Regions from separate parts of the Mus musculus genome. Here regions 2, 3 and 4 are each linked to region 1. The links are chromatin contacts, found by Hi-C or POLR2A ChIA-PET in ENCODE. All regions are on one chromosome and are shown on one strand. The core of a region is the stretch at or near the end of the contact, and the rest is flanking DNA. Distances in the headings are between cores, read along the strand shown. Region 1 holds the start of Eif2ak2 (eukaryotic translation initiation factor 2-alpha kinase 2). Region 2 holds the start of Cebpz (CCAAT/enhancer binding protein zeta). Region 3 holds the start of Gpatch11 (G patch domain containing 11). Region 4 holds the start of Cebpzos (CCAAT/enhancer binding protein (C/EBP), zeta, opposite strand).

Region 1 (2,534 bases), core at 25-2,524:
GACAGGTGGGATTCCTATAAAGGAATCAGGATGCTTACCAGGAAGCTGCTCTCAGCTCTCAGTCGCTCACCCAAAGAGCAGCCCATCACATGCACCAACAAATGCCACCTGCTTGTCTCACCTATATCCTGAAGACCCTGATCTTTCTCCTTCCTGAAGACTGTAGGACCCCAGAAGGCTGAGCCCCTCCAGTCGCTGCTTCCCATACAACATGCATTCAGCTAGTATATGATATATAAAGGAGCAAGCTGCACACAGTGTTTGGGTCCCTCCAGGGCCGCAGGGCAAGCTGAAAAACAAGCACACACTCTGCCCTGAGAGTGTCTTTAACTCCAGGGGGCAAGGCACGGTTAGTACTAAAGGTGCAACAGGGAATCCCGTTTCTCTAGAATTCAAGGTTATTTATGAATTACCATCCACTTAACATACATGGAACGAGCACCTGTCAGGGATCAGGTGCTAGGCTTATACAAGCCAATGAAAACTGCTCTTGGGATCTTACTGGTAGAAGGAAAAAGACTAATTCTAGTACTAAGTACTAGTTGGAAGATTGAGAAAAATATGGGGCAGGGGACGGGGGGCGCTGGCTATGAGGGCAGAGTGGAGTTTCTAGCTTAGGGAAGGTAATTCATATCATTGGCTCTGTGAAAAGGACTGGATAGACAGATCTGCCCAGGAAGTCACTTGGGGGTGGGGTGAGGTGGAAAGGGCTTTCCAGGAAGTAGAAACAGGCAGCATGAAGGCAGGAGTTGGAGGGTATTTGGCTGTGGCCCAGAACCACCAAGTAAGTCTGAAAGTGGTGGGCACTGGGCGGGGGAGTTGGGAGAAGAAGGGGGAAGGGGAGGGGGAGGCGCGGGGGGGGGGGTTGCCTGACCATAGCGGCTGGTGGAGGATGGAGCAGGACCCGCTTGTCACAAAGGACAGCTAATTGGAATGCCATGACTGTGCAGCACAAAGTCTTGGCGCAGAATTCAGTCTCTGGGTCATTCAGGCTTCTAGAGTTCCCTCCAGAGTTTTAAGTCATTGGGCTTGTCATTTTCCTTCTGGGTCCCTTTTCCTGCAACCGCTATCCAGGAGTGGGAAAATAGCCCTCAGGTCTTACCAAAGTTTCTGGATCCGGACAGTGGCTCGCTCCCTGGAGCAGGATTCGAATTGTACTTCAGGTGCAGGCTCTGAAATCTATTCGCCCTCCGTTCCCTGCCGCTGCTGCTGCCCATGGAAGTCCGGGCCTGGCCGGTTCTCTTCTGTTTCGTTTTCCCGGCGGACTCCGCCTTCCCACACTGCTCTGGGCCCCTCCCGCACCGGCTCGCACCCGCGAGAAGTCAGGTAGGCGTGTCGCCTCTGTACCCCAGCGCGGGAGCCAAGGTCCGGGCCCGCCTCCCCTCTCCTGTGCAACTGCAGTAACTGCCAGCTTCTCCAGGTTTCGGACACTTCCTGGCTTCCATTCTGGGAAAGCTCTGCAGGAAGAAGAAGGAGAAACCCAAGCCTCCTGCTCCTGGATCAATGATCACAATCTACTTTTCAAAACAAACTTTGAGGAAGCAACTGGGCACATGGATGCTACCGAATTCCGATGTGCAGTGGGAGATACTGAGTAACTCGCCTCTCAGAGGGTCCAGCCAAGCTATGTCTGTGACAATTGAAGTCCAGGTTTGTAAACGTTAGTCTCCTTCCCCTTTCACACTGCCATGCCAAGGAGGACATAGCCATCTTGACAACATTGGCCAGAGGGTTGAAGAATTCTCTCTTAAATCTATTTGTCCAGCCCTCAGCAGTTACCTGCTAGCCCCTTGTTGCATATCACTCACCAGGCCAGGCCCCTGTTAAGATCCACCTGCTCCCAGAAAGGCCACAAGGAATGTTTTATCACAAGGCCAACACCAGCAGTCCCTGCTTAATAAGGAACCTTGCCTGAGCTGGAGAGATGGCTCAGCAGGTAAAAGCACTGACTGCTCTTCCAGAGGTCCTGAGTTCAATTCCCAGCAACCACATGGTGGCTCACAACCATCTGTAATGGGATCCGATGCCCTCTTCTGGTGTGTCTGAAGACAGCTATAGTGAACTCGTATACGGGTTAAAACAAAATTAAAAAAAAAAAAAGAAAAGAAAAGCAATCCTACCTTCCTGTAAGACTGTAACACACTCCCATAATGGAACTTGCTGGCCCAGGACTTGAGGGTTTAGCTTGTGGCACACTGCCCAGTGACACATCTTCATGCCTGCACTCTGAGCTGAGCACCATCCCTATGAGGAGAACTCAGGAGCTAGAATTAGAACCGGGAAATTGTACTCCCAACATGGCAACTGGTGAGAGATGGAAAAGTCCCAAGACAGAGCCCCCAATTTCACAGTCAACATTGCTGTGCCCACTCCTTTCTTCTTCCTTTCCTGTAAGGTAGGAGAACAACAGCCTAACTTTTCTTGTAGCGTGGATCCTGGGTGTAATTTGAGGTCTCTAATGTGAAAAGCCCGTGACCAGATCAGCCTCGATAAACTCCCGCTCCCTACTATAGCACCTTAAATGAACACCCGAC
Region 2 (2,534 bases), core at 23-2,522, 54 kb after region 1:
ATTTTTCACCTTCTTTTCCGATGTCTTTTTTCCTTCTGTTGCTTTTTGTTTTTTATTCTCCACCTTCAGTAGTTTTGCTTCTTTTTTGCTGGTGTTTTCCTTTTTCTCTGGTTCATCTTCTTCAATCAAAGACTTTGAGTATTTGGCCAAATTCAGATTCTGAATAAATGACTCCAGTTCACCTTGTTGAAGGTCGTCAATGGTTCCCTTTTTGCCCCCATCCACCACTTCCTCATTTTCATCCAAAGTAGCCAGCATAAGGTAATCTTGCTGTAGAAACACATTAAAAAAAAAAAAAAAAGGCCGTATTACAAACCCAGAAATTCAGTAAGAACTTCATTTTTAAAAACCATCACATATGAATTATTACACTATTATCTGGCAAACTCACAGATATCCAACAGGAAAATGTGCCAAAGATAGGTACACAATAGGGAAAAGGCTTTTGAAGAACCTTCTTCAAGATATGAAAAGATTCTCAAGCTGACAGTCACAAAATCCAGTGAAAATCGCAATGATCTAGGCACTCGTAATGCATCAGGTGAGCAAGGTTAAAGGTTTATCTGAGTGGGCAGGGGATGGCTCAGTGGGTCAAGTCTATGCCAAGGAGCCTGGTGATTTAGGTCCGATCCTCGGAAGTCACATAAAAGAGAGAATCGATTCCAAAGTTGTCCTCTGACTTCCACACGAGTGTACCAACAAACATACAACACTCCTTCCAATAATAGAAAGTACTTTATGAGGTAGTGTAGGGAGGAAGAGGCACTTTCATAAAAGGCTAATGTAAACTGGCAGGTTCTTTTAGCGACTTCAATCCAACCTTTTAACCTAGCAGATGTAGATTACACATACGGTCGTGTTCAAAACATTTGCCCACGTGGTTAGAATCCGATCGCCTACATTTTAACGAGGCATAAACCCAGGAGAAAACATGCAAGCCGAACTGTTTTTTTTCCCACTGAAGCGCGGTAACAGTAAATGCGTGGGAAGCTCTCAGAGCAGGTCGGAGGCTGGGCTGCGGGTCCCACCTTCCCGGCAGCCGTGAGCATCCCCTTCCCCAGAGCCTGCGGCCCTTACCTTTGTGCCTCCGAGGCGTAACACCTCCTCCAGGGAGAAGCCATTCTTGCCCTCATCGCCATCCTCCTCGTCTTCCTCATCCGGATCTTCTGTCACCTGTTTGGGACGCCAGGGCTGCTTGGCAAGGAACGCCACAGGTTCCTGGTCGGCCGACATGGCGGGCTGGACACGCGAGTGCAGCCCGGAGCTTACTTCCGCTTTACGGTGACGCACTTCCTATTGCGAGGGCGATTCAGGAAATACCGTTTAAACCCCGCCTCCGGGGCGGAGCCTGGCCTCGGGGTGTAGGAATGAATGCTTTGGTGAGACGCTGCGTGGCCCGCGCGGGTGAGAGTCCCCTTGCAGGATCCTGTTTCCATGGAAACCGTATGGCGCGGCTCCTTGGTCCCTCCGTTGCTCACCTGGGGCTGGAGCAGGAAGCTGGTCCACAGAGAGGCTTAGCTGTGTGGAGGGGCTTGTAGTCATGGGTTCGGTGCATGCCTTGCCTCCATCGGGTCCTGACGTTGGGGCGAAGTTAGTGATGAACGAGGCATCCTTACAAGCTTTAGGCTGCTTGCTGCGCGTGTAAATGAAATGGAGATATCTAATGCGGGCGGTGCTTAATCGTGCTTTTCAGGCCTTCCCTGTATTTGGAGAGGGAAATGCTACAGCTCCGGGAATGAGCCGGCAGAAAGCAACCAGGTGACACCGATGCTGCGGCATCTTATGTACAAAATAAAGTCTACAGGTCCCATCACTGTGGCCGAGTACATGAAGGAGGTTTTGACTAACCCAGCCAAGGTAAACGTAGGGGGAGCGTGAACCACCCAGTGTGTGTACACAGAGGAGCCCGAAGGCCTCTAGAGCCATCAGGTGTTGAGCCACCGCCGAAGTCCTTGGAATATAGTCTTATCTGTCATTTGCGTTAAAGGGCAGTGCCAAAAAAGAGGTCATGACAAATTCCTGCGGAGTTTAGGTGACAGAATGTAATTTAATTTTCCTGAGTTAAAGGAATGCTGATTTTCTAACCGGGGTTGTGGATTTCTGCTGTTTGTATAAGGGAAACGCTGTATGTATGAGGTTGACCTTGAACTTGCAGCATCTTCTTATTTACCCTCCTGAGTGCTGGGATTCTAGGTGGTCTTCACCTGCCTGGCTAAAAGAAAGCTTTGAGTCTTTCTTGAAGGTTAAGCATTATGGTAAAACTTGGGATATGAAGTTAAGACAAAGTCTTCTCCCCAGATAATTAAGCCTTGTAAGAAACGTAATTGTTGTCTTATTTAAAAAAAAAAAAAAGCACTGGATTTAGTTTTGGGTTGGGAGTCTTTGGAGAGAGAAGTCAGTGAAGACACTGTTTGAATAGACTGAATGGATGCCAGGGAGAACTAAAATGAGAAGAAAGTGAGACTTTGCATTGGTATGGAAGAGTGGGAGAGGGCAAGGAGTAGAGAGATGATCTTGTCTGCAGCCCTTCTACT
Region 3 (2,534 bases), core at 22-2,521, 47 kb before region 1:
TTAAATGAACAGATTCGTTTTTTAAAAAAAGAGTAAAATATATTCTAAGGAATTTTTAATTTATGTGTAGGAGTGTTTTGCCCAAATGTATGTATACACATACATACATACATACATACACACACACACACACACACACACACACACACACACACACACATATATATATATACAGGGTGTTGGCTCCCCCTAGAACTGGAGTTACAGATGGTTGTGAGTCATCTTGTGGGCGCTGGAAATCAAACCCAGGTCCTTGTCAAAAGCAACAAGTATTCTTAATCACGGATTCCTTTCTCCAGCCCTTACATGTAAGGATTTCTTAAATATTAAATGTCAAGTTTCATAAATGCAACCACTAAGCTAGGGAAAGAAAGCGTGGTTTCATTTCTCATTAGAGAACTAACTTTGAAAGGACAATGATTTAAAAGAAAGAAAGAAAGAAAGAAAGAAAGAAAGAAAGAAAGAAAGAAAGAAAGAAAGAAAGAAAGAAAGAAAGAAAGAAAGAAAGAAAGAAAGAAAGAAAGAAAGAAAAAACTGGCGATAAGAATGGAATGAAAGGAAAATGTAAATACTGCAAAAAAGGCACTATTCCGGGGCGGTTGTTTCCCTGTTAGAACACAGGCTATTAACTCATTCTACCCTGAGAACCCCGAAGCACCGAGCTCAGGCGTCTGGGGAGCTTTCTCCGCCACCCGTCCCTCGCCACCGGGACCCAGAAGAGTGACCGTAGGGTTCTGATCGGCGGAGGCGGGCCCCACGGGGACACTGCGGCAGGGGCGCCCGGGACAACCCCTCGCCCCGGGAATGCAGTGCTCCGGGTCTGGATGCACCGGGCCGCTCCGAAGACCCCGACAACTGAGAGTCTGCTGGAAACGCAAACCGGGGTCCCCGGGCCGCCCTGGGATGTCAGCCTCCCGTCGTAGGAGTCCTCGAGCTGTCAACCCCGAGGCTGAGGATCCCCGGCCTCAAAACTCGAATTCCCTCCTCAGCCCTCGGAAAATGTCCTGGGACCCAGGGATGTCACAGCCTGCAGGCTCTGACAGCGCGCGAGACCGCCTCACCTCCTGGTCTAGTCCGAGCCGAGCAGCCAAGCTCCGCTCTGCCGAGGGACCCGGATGCCCCGCCTCCCAAACTCCGGCCCTCAGGAAGCCGGGAGACGACGCATGCGCGAGACACAGGTCCTGCGGACCGGCCCGCCCCCACGTCCTCTTAGCCCCGCCCACCCCAAGTTTCGAAGCGAATCGGCTGTCGGGGACGAGTGGGATGTTTGTGGGTCCTGCGCCAATTGCACGGCGCATGCGCAGCGCGACCTCCGCGGAGCTGGTTCCGGGCAGTAAAGCTCCGGCTTCAGGGTGTGCGGGCGCTCAGGAGAATGACAGAGGTCGGTGCAAGTTGGCTGTGACTGCCTATCACAGCGTCAGCTACGCCCCATCCGTAAGTGGTCGTTTTGGTGGGAGGGTGCAGGAGGGAGGAGAGCGGGAGGGAAGAAAGAGCCTGCGATGCCCGAGGCACCCACAGGAGAGTTAGCCCAGCTCTGTGTGTTCTGTAGCTCTGCTTCAAACTCGGTGCTCAATACTGAAATACGCTAGCAGCACCTATAATCGTCCTGTTGAGAAAGTGGTTGCTCCATTATTTCGGAACAGGCAAAGCGCTTCACCTAAACTTGCTCTGGCTCTTTGACACACACCACCTCCAACCATCAACAGATGCTGCGTGATTTACCCCCTCAGACCCAGAATCCTGACCACTTCGCTGTTGTGACTCTTAAGTGAGGGGTCAGGCCACCAGCATCCCTACCTGGGTTATCTATCGACTTGTGGAGTTTATTCTTATATTTGAAGGAAGTGGATAATGCTAGTGTATGTTGTCCTCATAGGAGGGGAACCTTCACATTTTAAGACCCAATTCCTTATTCTTTTCTCTCTCTCTCTTTTTCTTTCTTTCCTTCTTCCTTCCTTTTTTTTTTTTTTAAGATTTATTTATTATATAGCGTTCTGCCTGCATGTATGCCTACAGGCCCAAAGAGGGCACCAGATTTCATTATAAATAGTTATAAAGCCACCATGTAATTGAACTCAGGACCTCTAGAAGAGCAGACAGTTCTTTTAACCTCTGAGCCATCTCTCCAGCCCCCTTATTCCACTTCCTAACATAATGTCCTCACTATTGGTAATTAACTTCCTCAAACCGTATCATTTAATGAATCTACAGTGCCCCCAGCTGTGAAGTTTCAGTGTGATTTTATGTGAAAATTATATGTAAAAGATGGAATAACTATAAAAGGCAGAGCTTTAAAAGTAACATGTAATCCCTTGTACTTTTGTAAGTGTGTGTGTGTGTATTTTTACACAGGTAGATCATACTGTCCTCGAACTGCTGGGTGCTGAAATCACACCAGAGGGCCACCATGTCTGTGGAGTTAAATGCTTCCCTTAAAAATAATCTAGTTTGAATTAGAGATTTAGCTCAGTTATAAAGCACATTCCTTGCTTGTATGAGGCCCTGGATTCAACACCCATCTCAGCAATTACAAC
Region 4 (2,534 bases), core at 12-2,511, 34 kb after region 1:
AAGGCCACACCTTGCACCTTGTTGAATCCTTATAATCTTTTTGACACTTGTACTCCCTGGTGTAACTTTAATTTTTCCAAATCCCATTTAAAAAAAAATATTTATTATTATATGTAAGTACACTGTAGCTGTCTTCAGATGCACCAGAAGAGGGCGTCAGATCTCATTATGGTTTTGAGCCACCATGTGGTTGCTGGGATTTGAACTCAGGACCTTCAGAAGAGCAGTCGGTGCTCTTAACCACTGAGCCATCTCTCCAGCCCTCAAATTCCATTTTTAATGATGGTTTTTAAACACTTTAACCTTCCTTGTAACCCACCACTCACCAGAGGTAGTGGGAAAGAAAGGATACGGGGGGGGGGGGGGAAGTGGAACTGTTTAGAAAGGTTCTTTGGAGCAACTCCCTTCTGTGTTGTCTGGAAATCAGTTCAGTTCACAGGTTAGCAGGCAGCGGTAGTTGGATCCACTGGCAAACACCTCATGGATACAGTTCTGTAGAGTCAGGTTAGCAACAGCAGTGACATGTCCAGATGTTCGAATCAACAGTCGGAACCAACAGGAACAGGGAATCGAAGATGCAAGATCCATAAGTGTTGCACAGTTAGCTGTACCAGTGAGCCAAGTCAAGCCAAGCCAAGCTAAGCTAAGCCAAGCCAAGCCACTCCCCCTCCCCCAATTTCCATTATGTTTACCTTGAACGTTTTGTTGGGCAGCATTCATAGCTTCCTGTGTTTGCTTGTTTGAGACAGGGTTTCTCCGTGCAGCCCTGGCTGTGGATCTCTGAGGACAGACTGCATTTTAATAAAAGTGGATATAGTCTGACATTCCAGGCTTTGTCATGCACGTGGTCCCTCTTTAGGCATTCCTATGCCCCATCTCCTATCTTTCCTTCCCTTAGGTCAGCCCTCTTCTTGACTATTGGGCAGCACCTAGGCACAGCGCTTCTCACCTTTAATGTGTAAAGGAATTGTCTAGGAACCTGGCTAAAGGGCAAATCCCAATTTAGGGTCCCACTTTTCTGGCCACTCTCTGGCGATGGGTTGTTCCCGTTCTGATACATTTTGGGTTTAGAGTGGGAGAGACGATCCATGTGCAGAGTTTGGAGATGGTGTCCTGGGTTCAAATGTGAATTCTTTTACTTGGGTGTGACCGCGGGCAGGATAACCTTGCCTAAACGATACCAGCTTCCCACAGCTAGTTAGGTCAGGTTCCTCTGTGGGGCGTGGCTAAAGCTGGGGGCGTGGCGCTAAGACCGTGCGCTTGCGCAGTCGGGTTGCGGAGGCCTCAGGTAAGGACCGGGCAGTGTTTCTTGTCCTCTGTTCCCCAATGTGTGGCGCGTGGGGTCTGTGACATTCTTGGGTGTGGGGAACACTCGAGCGAGCCCGCCCCGCAGGCGCAGGAGCGCGAGCGTTTCCGGGTCGCCGAGCCGCGACGCATGCTGGGACCAGGACCCCGGGTAAGGCTGGGTGCTCGCTGTTGGATCCTTGCAGGGCAGCAGCCCCCGGTCGCAGCGCCGCCTTTCCTCCCTCGGGCCTACACTGGAGCACACGCAGGGTTGCTTCTCCTGCGCTGCAGCCCCAGGCGCTCCTGTGCAACAAGGCTCCGTGGTCTTTGGTCTCCCTGAGCCATCTTGTCTGGACAGTGTGTCTCTGGTGACAAACGTGCTTTATTATTAAGTAGACAAGTCCCGAAGCGCAGGGCTTTGGAATGTGGCACGTCCATCAGTTTTTAAGAAATTAAGTGTTTTATTAATATCATTATTTGGACTGTTTGATATCTTAGCATCACTCTCTTCCAATCAAAAAAGATTTCGCTCAGATCCCGTAAGTTGTGGAACAGGATGCAGGCAGGTGTGCCCTGTCCTCGCCCTGAAACCTTAAAACCGCCCTTGAGAACTTAGAACTGAGCGGGACCGTCAGTGATTTAGCAGAGTACTGGGAAATCGAGGAACACAGCTGTCCCTTCTGCCTCCTCCCCAGTTTTTTATTTGCTTCGTTTTAAAAATGAGAATAATACAGTTTTTTTTTTTTCTGGTCCCTGAGTAATTCCCATTACTAAAGTGAAAAACGAACGTTGGAGGAGGGACACATGGTAACAGAGTCCAAGGCGAATCCTGATAGTGTTTAATTATTTTCATGCTTAGATACCATGAAAGGGACGTAAAAGCAGGGGAAAGGACTGGCTGATCCTGAACATTAAAGAACAGCCTGTCTCAGCATTGAGCAGTGGGAAAATATCAGAATATTAGATCAAAAGCTTAGTAGTTTGGGGTTATAGGGAGTTAGTTATAAAGCCTGAGCTACCTTTTGCATATTTAGCAAGACAAAACCTTATTTACTGGATAACGGTTCTTCAAAGACACCTTCTTTTGACTGTTGGAAACTGAGCCTACTACTCATGCTAATAGCTTGCATGCTCCCGTTCTCGGTTTGTCTCTGCGTACAGGGGGGAAGACTTCAGTTACTCGAAGCTTTGCCATGGACTGGGTCACCACCAGTCAACTTCTCCCCCATGGGCCAGGGCTTTGTATAAAA

What was found. Hi-C counts contacts between places; a loop is a spot of excess contacts on that map. ChIA-PET counts read pairs that join two places held with the same protein, here RNA polymerase II (POLR2A).
Region 2: a loop to region 1 is called in a map of heart, with 4 times the contacts of the local background. The contact joins the promoter of Cebpz here to the promoter of Eif2ak2 in region 1. A Hi-C loop is called at or near these places in 1 of 37 maps with a recorded cell type or tissue (heart). POLR2A ChIA-PET finds 5 or more read pairs at or near these places in 3 of 5 experiments (Patski and embryonic stem cell).
Region 3: a loop to region 1 is called in a map of regulatory T cell, with 1.9 times the contacts of the local background. The contact joins the promoter of Gpatch11 here to the promoter of Eif2ak2 in region 1. A Hi-C loop is called at or near these places in 1 of 37 maps with a recorded cell type or tissue (regulatory T cell). POLR2A ChIA-PET finds 5 or more read pairs at or near these places in 4 of 5 experiments (Patski and embryonic stem cell).
Region 4: a loop to region 1 is called in a map of heart, with 2.5 times the contacts of the local background. The contact joins the promoter of Cebpzos here to the promoter of Eif2ak2 in region 1. A Hi-C loop is called at or near these places in 3 of 37 maps with a recorded cell type or tissue (CH12.LX, T-helper 1 cell and heart). POLR2A ChIA-PET finds 5 or more read pairs at or near these places in 4 of 5 experiments (Patski and embryonic stem cell).

The regions. Positions count from the first base shown.
Region 1 is chr17:78,881,298-78,883,831 of GRCm38, forward strand. It overlaps Eif2ak2 (eukaryotic translation initiation factor 2-alpha kinase 2), which reads right to left and starts at 1,275. Exons shown (of 16, transcript NM_011163.4): 1 at 1,103-1,275. Gm26637 reads left to right here and starts at 587. Exons shown (of 2, transcript XR_876974.2): 1 at 587-784.
Region 2 is chr17:78,935,798-78,938,331 of GRCm38, forward strand. It overlaps Cebpz (CCAAT/enhancer binding protein zeta), which reads right to left and starts at 1,273. Exons shown (of 16, transcript NM_001024806.2): 1 at 1,078-1,273; 2 at 1-270. The coding sequence starts at 1,233. Ndufaf7 (NADH:ubiquinone oxidoreductase complex assembly factor 7) reads left to right here and starts at 1,338. Exons shown (of 10, transcript NM_028611.3): 1 at 1,338-1,404; 2 at 1,694-1,857. The coding sequence starts at 1,368.
Region 3 is chr17:78,834,245-78,836,778 of GRCm38, forward strand. Gpatch11 (G patch domain containing 11) reads left to right here and starts at 1,272. Exons shown (of 10, transcript NM_181649.6): 1 at 1,272-1,434. It overlaps Heatr5b (HEAT repeat containing 5B), which reads right to left and starts at 1,137. Exons shown (of 36, transcript NM_001081179.1): 1 at 1,062-1,137.
Region 4 is chr17:78,915,238-78,917,771 of GRCm38, forward strand. Cebpzos (CCAAT/enhancer binding protein (C/EBP), zeta, opposite strand) reads left to right here and starts at 1,262. Exons shown (of 5, transcript NM_001177403.1): 1 at 1,262-1,456.